Regions from separate parts of the Homo sapiens genome. Here region 1 is linked to region 2. A link is an interaction called in ENCODE POLR2A ChIA-PET data of the cell type or tissue named here. Cell type or tissue: PC-3. All regions are shown on one strand. Each heading gives the region's core, and the rest is flanking DNA. Links, peaks and the distances in the headings are about the cores only.

Region 1 (5,386 bases), core at 122-5,121, 120 kb after region 2:
ATTAAAACAATGATGAGATACCACTACGTACTTCTTAGAATGGCTAAAATAAAAGATACTAAAAACGAGCCTATCAAAATCAAAACTTTTGCTCTGGAAGACTGTTAAGAGTATGAAAAGGCAGGCTCCAGACTGGGAGAAAATATTTGCAAAACACAAAAGACAAAATAACTAGTATCCAGAATCTACAAAGAATTCTCAGATCTCAACAGTAAAAACATAATTTAACTAGAACATGGGCAAAAGACGAGAAGAGCCATTTTATGAAAATAACAGATGGAAATTAGCATATGAAAAGGTGTTAAATATCACTAGCCATTAAGACAATGCAAACTAAAACCATAATGAGATATCACTACATGACTATCAGAATAGCTAAAATAAAAAATAGTGACAACAGCAAATGTTGGTGAGGATACAGAGCAACTGGATCACTGATAGATTGCTAGTGGGAAGGTAATATGTTAAGCCACTCTGGAAAACAGGTTGGTGAAAAAAGGCAACAGGCAACTCCTATATACTCCAGCAATGTACTACACTCCTAAGCATTTATCCCAGATAAATGAAGACTTAACATTTATTTTAAAAACCTGCACATGAGGCCAGGCGCTGTGGCTCTTGCCTGTAATCCCAGTACTTTGGGAGGCCAAGGTGGGTGGTCACTTAAGGTCAGGAGTTTATGACCAGCCTGGCCAACATGGTGAAACCCTGTCTCTACTAAAAGACAAAAGTTAGCTGGGTGTGGTGGCGTGCGCCTGTAATCCCAGCTACTCAGGAGGCTGAGGCAGGAGAATTGCTTGAACCCGGGTGGCAGAGGTTGTAGTGAGCCGAGATCGTGCCACTGTACTCCAGCCTGGGTGACAGAGTGAGACTGCCTCTCAAAAACAACAACAACAACAACAACAACAACAACAAACCTGCACATGAATGTTCATATCGTCTATATGTGTAATAATAAAGCCTGGAAGCAATCCAGATATCCTTCAATGGGTAAATGTTTAAATGAACTGTGATACATCTATACCATGGACTATTACTCAAAAATAAAAAGTTATAAACAATTCATATATACAACAATCTGGATGAATCACCAAAGAATTATGAGGGAAAAAAACCAATACCAAAGGGTTATATGCTGTATGATTCCCTTTAGATGACTTTCTTGAAATGTTAAAATTATAGAAGTGAAGAACATATTAATGATTGCTAGGGATTAAGAGGAGTTAGGGACAGGAGGCAGGTAGTGGTGGCTATAGAAAGACAACTTGAGGAATCTTTGTGGTGGTGAAAGTGTTCTCTATCTTGACTGAAACAATGCTGATATCCTGGTTGTGAGACTGAACCATAGCTTTGCAAGATATTACCATTGGGGAAACTGGGTAAAGGGTACATGGGTTCTATCTGTTGTTTCTTACAAACGCATGTGAATCTATAATTATCTCAAAATAGAAAGTTTGATTTTAAAAATATTGACAATATCAAGTGCTGATGAGGATGTGGAGGAAATGAAATTCTTATGCTTGCAGCTGGGGATGTAAAATGGTAGAAAAACCACTCTGGAAAACAGTTTGGTGGTTTCTTATAAAGTTAAACATACACGTACCATGTGACCAGTGATCCAGCTCCAGCTTAGTAAAATGAAAACTATGTTCACTCAAAACCTGTACGTGAATGTTCATAGCAACTTCATTTGTGAGAGACCAAAACTGGAAACAAAATGTCTATCAACAAGTGAATGGATAAACAAGCTGCGATGTATCCATATAGTAGAATATTACTAAGCAATAAAAATGAACTATTGATACACACAACAATTTGCGTGAATCTCAAAGGCACAATGCATAATGAAAGAAGCCAGCCTTTGAAATTTACATACTGTATGATTCCATTTATATGATGTGCTCAAAAAGACAGAATTATGGTGCTGGAGAACAGATCAATGGTTGCTAGGGGTTATAGATTGGGGGGTATGTGGCTTAAAAAGCATGGCATGAGAGAGTTCTGGAGGTGATGGAACTACTCTGCATCAATTGTGGTGGTGGTTACACAAATCTATATATGTATTCTTTTTTTTTTTTTTTTTTTTGAGATGGAGTCTCGCTCTGTCACCCAGGCTGGAGTGCAGTGGTGCGATCTTGGCTCACTGCAACCTCCACCTCCTGGGTTCAAGCAATTCTCCTGCCTCAGCCTCCCAAGTAGCTGGGATTACAGGTGTGTGCCACCATGCCCAGCTAATTTTTGTATTTTTAGTAGAGATGGGGTTTCACTATGTTGCCCAGGCTGGTCTCAAACTCCTGATCTCAATCAATCTGCCTGCCCAGGCCTCCCAAAGTGCTGGGATTACAGGCATGAGCCACCAGTCCCAGCCAAGTGGGTTAAAATCAATCTGAGTATACACCAAAAGGGGAAAAAAAGCGCCAATTTTACTATTTGATAATTTAGAAACAAATAAGTAAATAAAGATTTAAAAAGTTATCTGTTTTCCCCAATTAACAGTGCTGTGCTAGAGTTGGATTTCAGCCACAGCTTGTTCATGTTCTTGACCTCTTTTGTGCTATCCACAACCTGCCCGATCACAAGCTTCAACCCTGCCTGTTGAGCCTCAGAAAAATAGAGAAATGGAGGTATTTAAAGACTATCTGGGGAACTATAAACTACTGTGAGTAAAGGATTTATAAAACCCATTCTATTTTTTGAGGATGAATTTGATCTGGGGTTAACTTTCTAGCTCTGTTTCCCTGGAAACCTTATAATGGTAGAACGTCAGCTGTGTTACCGGGCAGAATTGCTTATGGTAAAAATGAACCCAAATAGTATATTCCATCTGGACCAAGAGGACTGTGAATGAAAGATAAATATCCAGTTGGAAGCCCTACCTTTGGGATTCTCTGAGCATAGTGACTCTTACAACTGGACTTGCCCATTGTGGGACTCTGGAAGCAATATTTATGGCACTGTTACAAAGTTGTTGATTCCTATTTGGGAAATGAGTTTTTAAAGCCCAGATAAGCTCCCACACCTATCTGTGTGATCTTGTTGTCTTACATCTGAACTGCTACTTGGAAGACCAAAGAGTGAGCACTGGATTGCTTGTCACTTGCTGGAGAGATGCTGGCATGCTATGTTTCCTATCCTTCACCTTTTTTTTCTTTTCTGAGACAGGGTCTTGCTTTGTTGCCCAGGCTGGAGTGCAGTGGTGTGATCACTGCTCACTACAGTCTCGACCTCCTGGGCTCAGGTGATCCTCCCACCTTGGCCTCCAGAGTAACTAAGACTACAGGCACACGTTACCAGGCCCCGCTAATTTTTGTATTTTTTTGTAGAGACAGAGTTTCACTGTGTTAGCCAGGCTGGTCTGGAACTCCTGAGCTCAAGCAATCTGTCTGCCTTGGCCTCCCAAAGTGCTGGGATTACAGGCATGAGCCACTATGCCCACCTATCCTTCCCCTTTCTAGGTAAAACCAATGCCAAGTGAGATGTATTATAGCCATAAGCATGAAATAACTAGTGAAGGGAAAAAATAACAAAGAGTGGGTGTTACAAATACTCTGGAAAGCATTCAGGGGTCTAAAGTAAACCAAGTCTTTTGGAACCACCCTGGAGAGGTTAGAAATCTGGCAGATAAGGGAACAAATGGTAATGCTGTGAATAAAATTCAATATTTTTTTTCTATTCATGTAGCACAAGTAATTGTTTACCCTGGGCACGTGGACAAGGTCTGATACATTGTCTTTGGATGAACAGGCTTCATATCTTCCTTACCTTGGGGAACTTGCACAAGGCCAACACTTATACCAGCAAGTAAGTCTCCCAGAAGCCAATCCTTTAATCGATACATACACATCCATTCTAGGAAGGGAAAGATTGTAAGCACGCATCGTAGGAACCTGTGCCATGAGCAGCTGTGAGAGAGAGGAGCAGAGACTTGGTTAGTTTCTCCAAAGAAAATGCCCGCATAGCCAAGAAAAGGCATTTGGCCCACATAGCCAAGAAAAAGTAGAGTCTTGTCAGCACTAATGAGAGTTTGACATATTGGACCAGATAATTCTTTGTTGTTGGGCTGTCCTGTGCATTGCAGGATGTTTAGCAGCATCCCTCGTCTCTACACATTCCCACATTTGATATCAGTAGAACTCCCCGCTTCAGCTGTGACAGCTAACAATAACAATGTCTCCAGACATCGCCACATGTTCCCTGGGGGACTAAATCACCTTAGCTTCAGAACCAAGTGCTATGTATATGTCAAGAACTAAGCCATATACGTCCAGCATGTAATCAGTTCTGTGTTTTCACAGGATATTTGGGAAGAATTAAACCTACCAATTTTCCAGTAGAAAAATGGACTGCTGTTGTTTTCTTTTGACAAGGACAGTGTTTTGAGGTGTGACATTGATAGGTGGAAGGGCAGTTAACACATTCATGTTATTCCCAATTAGGAGAGTCCCCAAGTGCGAGGCAGGTGCATAAAGTGTGTTCTTTCTAATTATGACCCTCTGTGGAGGAGAGGAGAGCATGGAACTAAAATTTTTACCAAACATTTACTCTGTCTGGCCTTGACCTGTGACATGTAGAAATTAGTAGAAAATAGAGAATATGAAGTCCTGTGCTTAAGGACTTAGTTATGTAAGGAAACAACTTTATAAAATAAGACTTTATTATCCTTTAGCCCAGTAGATCTCAACTAGGTGCAGTTTTGTTCCCCTGTGTACATGTGGCAATGTCCAGAGACTTTTTTTTTTTTTTTTAGATGGAGTCTTGCTCTTTCGCCCAGGCTGGAGTGCAGTGGCACAATCTTGGCTCACTGCAGCCTCTGCCTCCCGGGTTCAAGCAATTCTCCTGCCTCAGCCTCCTGAGTAGCTGGGATTACAGGCATGCGCCACCATGCCTGGCTAATTTTTGTATTCTTAGTAGAGATGGAGTTTCACCATGTTGGCCAGGCTGGTCAGGTGATCTGCTCGCCTCGGCCTCCCAAAGTGCTAGGATTACAGGCATAAGCCACCGTGCCTGGCCCGGAGACATTTTTGATTCTTGCAATTGGCAAGTGGGTAGAGGCTAAACATCACAGAATACACAGGCCAATTCTCCACAAGAAAGAATTTTCTGGTCCAAAATGTCAATGATGCTGAGATTGAGAAAACCTGCTTTAACTTTTAGATCATCTAAAACAACAGAATCATCATTAATCAACCAAGAAAACCAATTTGGTTTTAAATTGTTTTTCATTATTTAGATTTTAGCAGGGGTTGAAAGTAAAAAGTATGAAGATTTTTCATGTGTAAACTGAGCTAGATAATTGGGATTTGACTACAACAACAAATATAACTTTAACGTAGTCAGGGCTGAAGTGCATGCTCAGACAAAAAGTAATTTTACTTATGTTTTACTG
Region 2 (5,386 bases), core at 75-5,074:
AAACAAAACAAAAAGGCAGGGTACACAGCATTCCTTTCAATAGCTAAAGGAAAATACATCTTAATTTTAATTTTTCAGTATTTATTTACCTTTTCATCAACCTGTTTCATCAGATTATTTTTTCAAAAGATTCAATTAACAGAAAAACATTTTAATAGAAAAACCAGTTACATGCTATGACTGAGCTATTTAAGACATAAGAAATACCTTGATGCAACTAATGATTTAGATTTTTGGTGGCCATTCCAACCTTCCTCAATTCTTGATTTTCTTTTTAATCCCCCAGGGTACACAAAATTAGCTATAAAACTGCATGATTCAATGTTCATTGTAACTGAAAACATGTCTTTGGGAAATTTATTTAGTAATACACTGGCCCACTTTCCTAAGTGGAAATAAGGAGTCTGAATGAAGAACAACATTCTCCAATTTGAGATTAAGATGGAATTCTGAAACAGATTCTCTGATTCAAACTTAATGAAAGTAAATGAAATGGGGCCGGTTGCGGTGGCTCACACCTGTAATCCCAGCATTTTGTGAGGCCAAGGCGGGCAGATCCCTTGAGCCTAAAAGTTCAAGACCAGCCTGGGAAACATGGTGAAACCTCATCATTAAGAAAAACGCAAAAATTAACTGGGCTTGGTGGTGCGTGCCTGTAGTCCCAGCTACTCGGGGAACTGAGGTGGGAGGAATGCTTGAAGCTGCAAGGTTGCGGCTGCAGTGAGTCATGACTGTGCCACTGCACTCCAGCATGGGCGACAGAGCAAGACCTTGTCTCAAAAAAAAAAGGGGTGGGGGATGATTAACTGAAGGCTTGTATAATGGAGTTGACACCATACACTGCACAGCAGACAGACTGGTATTTATCTTGCAGGGGGCAAAAAAGGAGGCCTATTCTCTAAAGAAAATAAAATAAACTGGAAAGAACAAATGCTGTTAGTGTGGATGATGCTACCCCAGAGTAAACTTTTCCAGATTCTGGCATTCAGTGGGACCAAACATCACACAGGTAGCCTCCTATTTACTCTAAAGAAAAAGCTGGCCAGGCACGGTGGCTAATGCCTATAGTCCCAGGACTTTGGGAGGCCGAGGCCAGGAGTTCAAGACCAGCCTGGCCAACATGGTGAAACCCCGTCTCTACTAAAAATACAAAAATTAGCCAGGCACAGTGGCATGCGCCTGTAATCGCAGCTACTCGGGAGGCTGAGGTGTGAGAATTGCTTGAATCCGGGAGACAGAGGTTGCAATGAGCCGAGATCATGCCACTGTGCTCCAGCCTGGGCGACAGAGCGAGACTCTGTCTCAAATAAAAGAAAAAAAAAGAAAAGAAAGAAAAAGCCTTGCTAGGGACGTAGGGCTATCAATCAGGTCTCTAATGCCTCATCCATAAAAATAAAAGGTGACTAAGGATCATCGAACATTTGAGGAAAGCCCACGGCCCCAAAGACAGAGACCAAGATAAGCAATTGGAAAACTGACCCTACAAGAGAGATATGCATTCAGGAGAAAGACCAAACTTAAAAACTAGTTAATATGAATAGAGAAATGTTAAATGATGCCGATTTCCATACAGACTATGATGCTCTAGTCTAAAAGATGAGTAAAGTCAGAAAGAAGTTCTAGAAAATAAACTTGACCATTCCCTAAATGTAGGGGGGAAAAATGCCCACTTATCTCATAATCGCCCATTATCCCGTAATATCTCTACTCAAGATAATAATGCTCAAAAAGAGATGAGACAAACACAATCAAACCAGAAGTTCCCACATCTGAATAATAGAGTTGCAGAAAGAGAAACTTATGAAAATAGAAGAGATAAAATTATTAAAGAAATTCAAGAAATTTCTGGAGATTGAACGGAAGCTCTACTTAATTTTTTATTAGGGAAATTTTTAAATCCCAGTGTTAAGAAGACTCTAAAGGCTTCTAGGTAAAAAAAGCTAGAAGGGCAGTAATTAGACTGTCATCATCTATCTCATCAGAAAGCCAATACACTAAAAGACAATGAGGCAATGACTTCTAAATTCTGAGGATTTTTTTTTTAACCTAGTCTAAGTATCAACAACATTTGAGAGCAGAATAAAGTTTTTCAAATATGGACCAACATTGAAACTTATCTCCCATTCATCTTCTCTGAAGAAGTTACTTAAAGTCAAGAAAACAAAGCAGTAAAACTGAGAAAGAAGACATAGGATCCACAGGATTCTGTTTTACAGATCAAAAACAGAAGAGCCAAAAAGGAAGTTCCAAGAGCACAACTATAGAGAAGGCCTGAAATGCATTTAATCTGACCTAGAGCCAGAGACCAGAGAGCTCTGAGAGATTCCGGGGAAAAAAACAAAGACAAGAAAGTATGCTTGAGACATACTTTCTGGAGGAATCTAACAATATGATAAAAAAGAGGTAACACAAGGGAGAAAAACATAATTACGAATTCCAAGAAACAAACAAAATCTAAACAAAAAAAGTTATGTAATTATAGCACAAGACACAGTCAAAATAACATAAATGCAGATTATTGATTTTCTACTTCAAAATCAACCTAATGATAAAGCACAAAATACCTAATTATGGCTACAAAGTAGAACGTAAGGATTCTTTGTAAACACTGTAAAGACAGAATTTAGGGGCCAGTTGGGAGAGAAAGAAAAGTCCACCAATATTTTCATGTTACGAAGTTAAAGTGCCTACAGTTAATGAAACCAAAAACAAAGGTTGAGGCATATGCTTGTGTGTGTGTGTGTGTGTGTGTGTGTGTGTGTTCATCCACAGTTCCTGGCTCGTAACTCCCACAGCCCTTGTTAGTCTTTTGTTATAATGTTGGGGCTCTTTAGGCCTCAAAAGCAGGCCTCAGAAAACAGACCTCCTGCCCTCTTTCACCTGCTCCTTTTTCTTCCCAATGCAGTAACGTAATCCTCCCGTGCCTTTCCATAAAGAAATTATCTGACCTACCTTATCTGATCCTGATTCATAAGATCCCCATTTCAGAGCCCCATACCTTGGGGGAAGGAATGATGCACAGAGAGGCCAAGAATCTGAACAGACAGGCCCTGCTGGGTTTCCATACTCAGTCTATTAGGTCGTACTCTTTTTGTCCAATCACATTTCTACACAGTTGACCATGCTTTGTTCATGCCTATCCAATGAAGTCTTCATGAAAGGCCCAAGAGGGTGAAGTATGGAGAGCTTCCAGACAGCTGAATAAGTAGAGATTCCTGGAGGGTGGTACACCCAGAGAGGGCATGGAAGCTCTGCATTCCTTCCCATACCTTAGGCCCTATGCATCTATTCATCTCTATCCTTTGTAATATCCTTTATTTAGAAAAACCAGTAAACATGTTGCCCTGAGTTCTGTGAGCTCCTCTAGCAAATTAATTCAACCCAAGGAGGTGTCATGGGAAACACAATTTATAGCCAGTTGATCAGAAGCACAGGTAAAACAACCTGGGCTTGCAACTGGCACTGGAAACGGGGGAGAGGCAGTCTTGAGGAGTGAACCCTCAATCCGTGGGGTCTCCAAGAAGACACTGTCAGAACTGAATTGAATCAGAGGACATCTAGCTGGTATCTGCTGCAGAACTGATTGGGTGGTGTATGGCAGGGGAAAAAGTCTCATACATTTGGTCACAGGAGTCTGTGTTCATTGTTGTGGTGTGAGAGCAGACAACAAAACAGTTTGAAGTTTTCCTACTCAAGGTATATTAAAGTTATAAAGTAATCAAAATAGATAATAACAAGTGTTGGTGAAGAAGTGAAAAAAACTGGAACCCTTACACATCGCTGGTGGGAATGTAAAATGGCACAACCACTTTGGAAAGTTTGTTAATTCCTCAAAATGCTAAACATTAGAATTACCATATGACCTAGCAATTCCACTTCTAGGTATTTACCAAGAGATGAAAACATGTATCCACACACCAAGTTGTACATGGATGTTCACAATGCATAGTTGTATGATTTTGTTACCAGTAGTGTTAACCTGAATGGGATCTGGTTACCTTGGAAATGCAGGAACTTATTATGAATGTACTATAAAGTAAAATGCTGACTGATTCCTGGGGACAGGGTGGAATATACAAATACAACATTATTCATAATAACCAAATAGTGGAAATAATCCAAATGTCCACCAACTGCTGAGCGGATAAACAAAATTCATATATCTATACATAAAAAGGAATGATGTACTGATACCTGCTTTAACAAGATGAATGAACCTTGAAAACATTATACTAAGAGAAGCCAGTTACAAAAGACCACATAATCCTAAGATTTTATTTACATGAAATGTCCAGAAAAGGCAAATCCATTGAGACAGAAAGTAGATTAGCGGTTGCCAGGGTCTGAGTAAAGCGAGTAATGGTGAGTGACTACTAATGGGTTTGGAGTTTTCTTACAGGAGGATAAAAATGCTCTAAACTTAGATCATGGTGAGATATAACAATTCTGAATATGTTAAAACAATGGAAGTGTACACTAGATGGGTGAATTTATGGCATGCAAATTATGTCTCAATAAAGCTTTAGAAAACTAGGTCCAAATATAGTGCTTTATTGAGAGGAAGAGAGAGATAAAGTGGTGATAGTACAAGTGAACTATATCTTCCTCAATCATAGCAAGAATTTATGGTAATAGCTAAAGCTGATCAATCAAAGAATAGCAGTAAGTATGCTGGAGATGTGCACGTCTATCCAACTATTAATAAAATAAACAAAAAGCAATGGGTAAAAGTAGTTGCTTTAGGAAGTAGACCTATGTCTAGGGAAAAGGTGAGACAGAGGACTATGTAGCAGTTATTTAATTAATTCATTAATTCATTCATTTATGAGACAGGGTCTCACTCTACCGCCCAGGCTGCAGTGCAGTGGTGCTATCACGGCTCCCTCCAGCCTTGTCCTCCTCAGTTCAAGTGATCCTCCCACCTCAGTCCCAAGTATCTGGGACTACAGGCGTGCACCACCATGCCTGGCTAATTTTTAAAATTTTTTAGAGATGTGATCTCACTATGTTACCCAGACAAGTCTCAAACTCCTGGGCCCAAGTGATTCTCCAGTCTCAGCCTACCAAATTGCTGAGATTACAGGCATGAGCTACCACACCCATCCTGTAGCTTTTATTTAAAAAGGCTTCCACTGCGTATTCTATTGGAACAAATTAGACACCTAAATGTCCAACAAGAGGTGGGTTGAATAGATTTATTAGCTGCATAGATCACCTGTATGTTTATTTAAATTTGATTACCAATTTGTTCATGTAAGGTAAAACCTGTAATTGCTAAAAGGATCATCTATGCAGGCCAATTGATCAATACATTGCATTATGAATGTTTACTATATTTGAAAATGTATCCATGCAATGAACTTTTAAAGTATTTATAACAGCACAA

The links. ChIA-PET counts read pairs that join two places held together with the same protein. Peaks named below come from ENCODE experiments on the same cell type or tissue, not always from the same donor. Only the 100,000 strongest peaks of a DNase experiment are listed, where the experiment ranks them.
Region 1: POLR2A ChIA-PET joins it to region 2 with 11 read pairs; 6 of 35 experiments call an interaction of 5 or more read pairs at or near these places.

The regions. Positions count from the first base shown.
Region 1 is chr6:36,008,471-36,013,856 of GRCh38, forward strand. It overlaps SLC26A8 (solute carrier family 26 member 8), which reads right to left. Exons shown (of 20, transcript NM_052961.4): 3 at 3,763-3,902. LOC105375034 (a long non-coding RNA gene) reads left to right here. Exons shown (of 4, transcript XR_926746.3): 3 at 2,497-2,624; 4 at 3,682-3,803. Among named protein-coding and RNA genes, the nearest start is that of SLC26A8, 13 kb to the right of the region's middle. In PC-3, for the core only: no CTCF peak of the experiment used is centred there; no DNase peak of the experiment used is centred there.
Region 2 is chr6:35,892,707-35,898,092 of GRCh38, forward strand. All of the region lies in intron 2 of SRPK1 (SRSF protein kinase 1), which reads right to left. Among named protein-coding and RNA genes, the nearest start is that of SRPK1, 26 kb to the right of the region's middle. In PC-3, for the core only: no CTCF peak of the experiment used is centred there; a DNase peak (open chromatin) is centred at 3,145.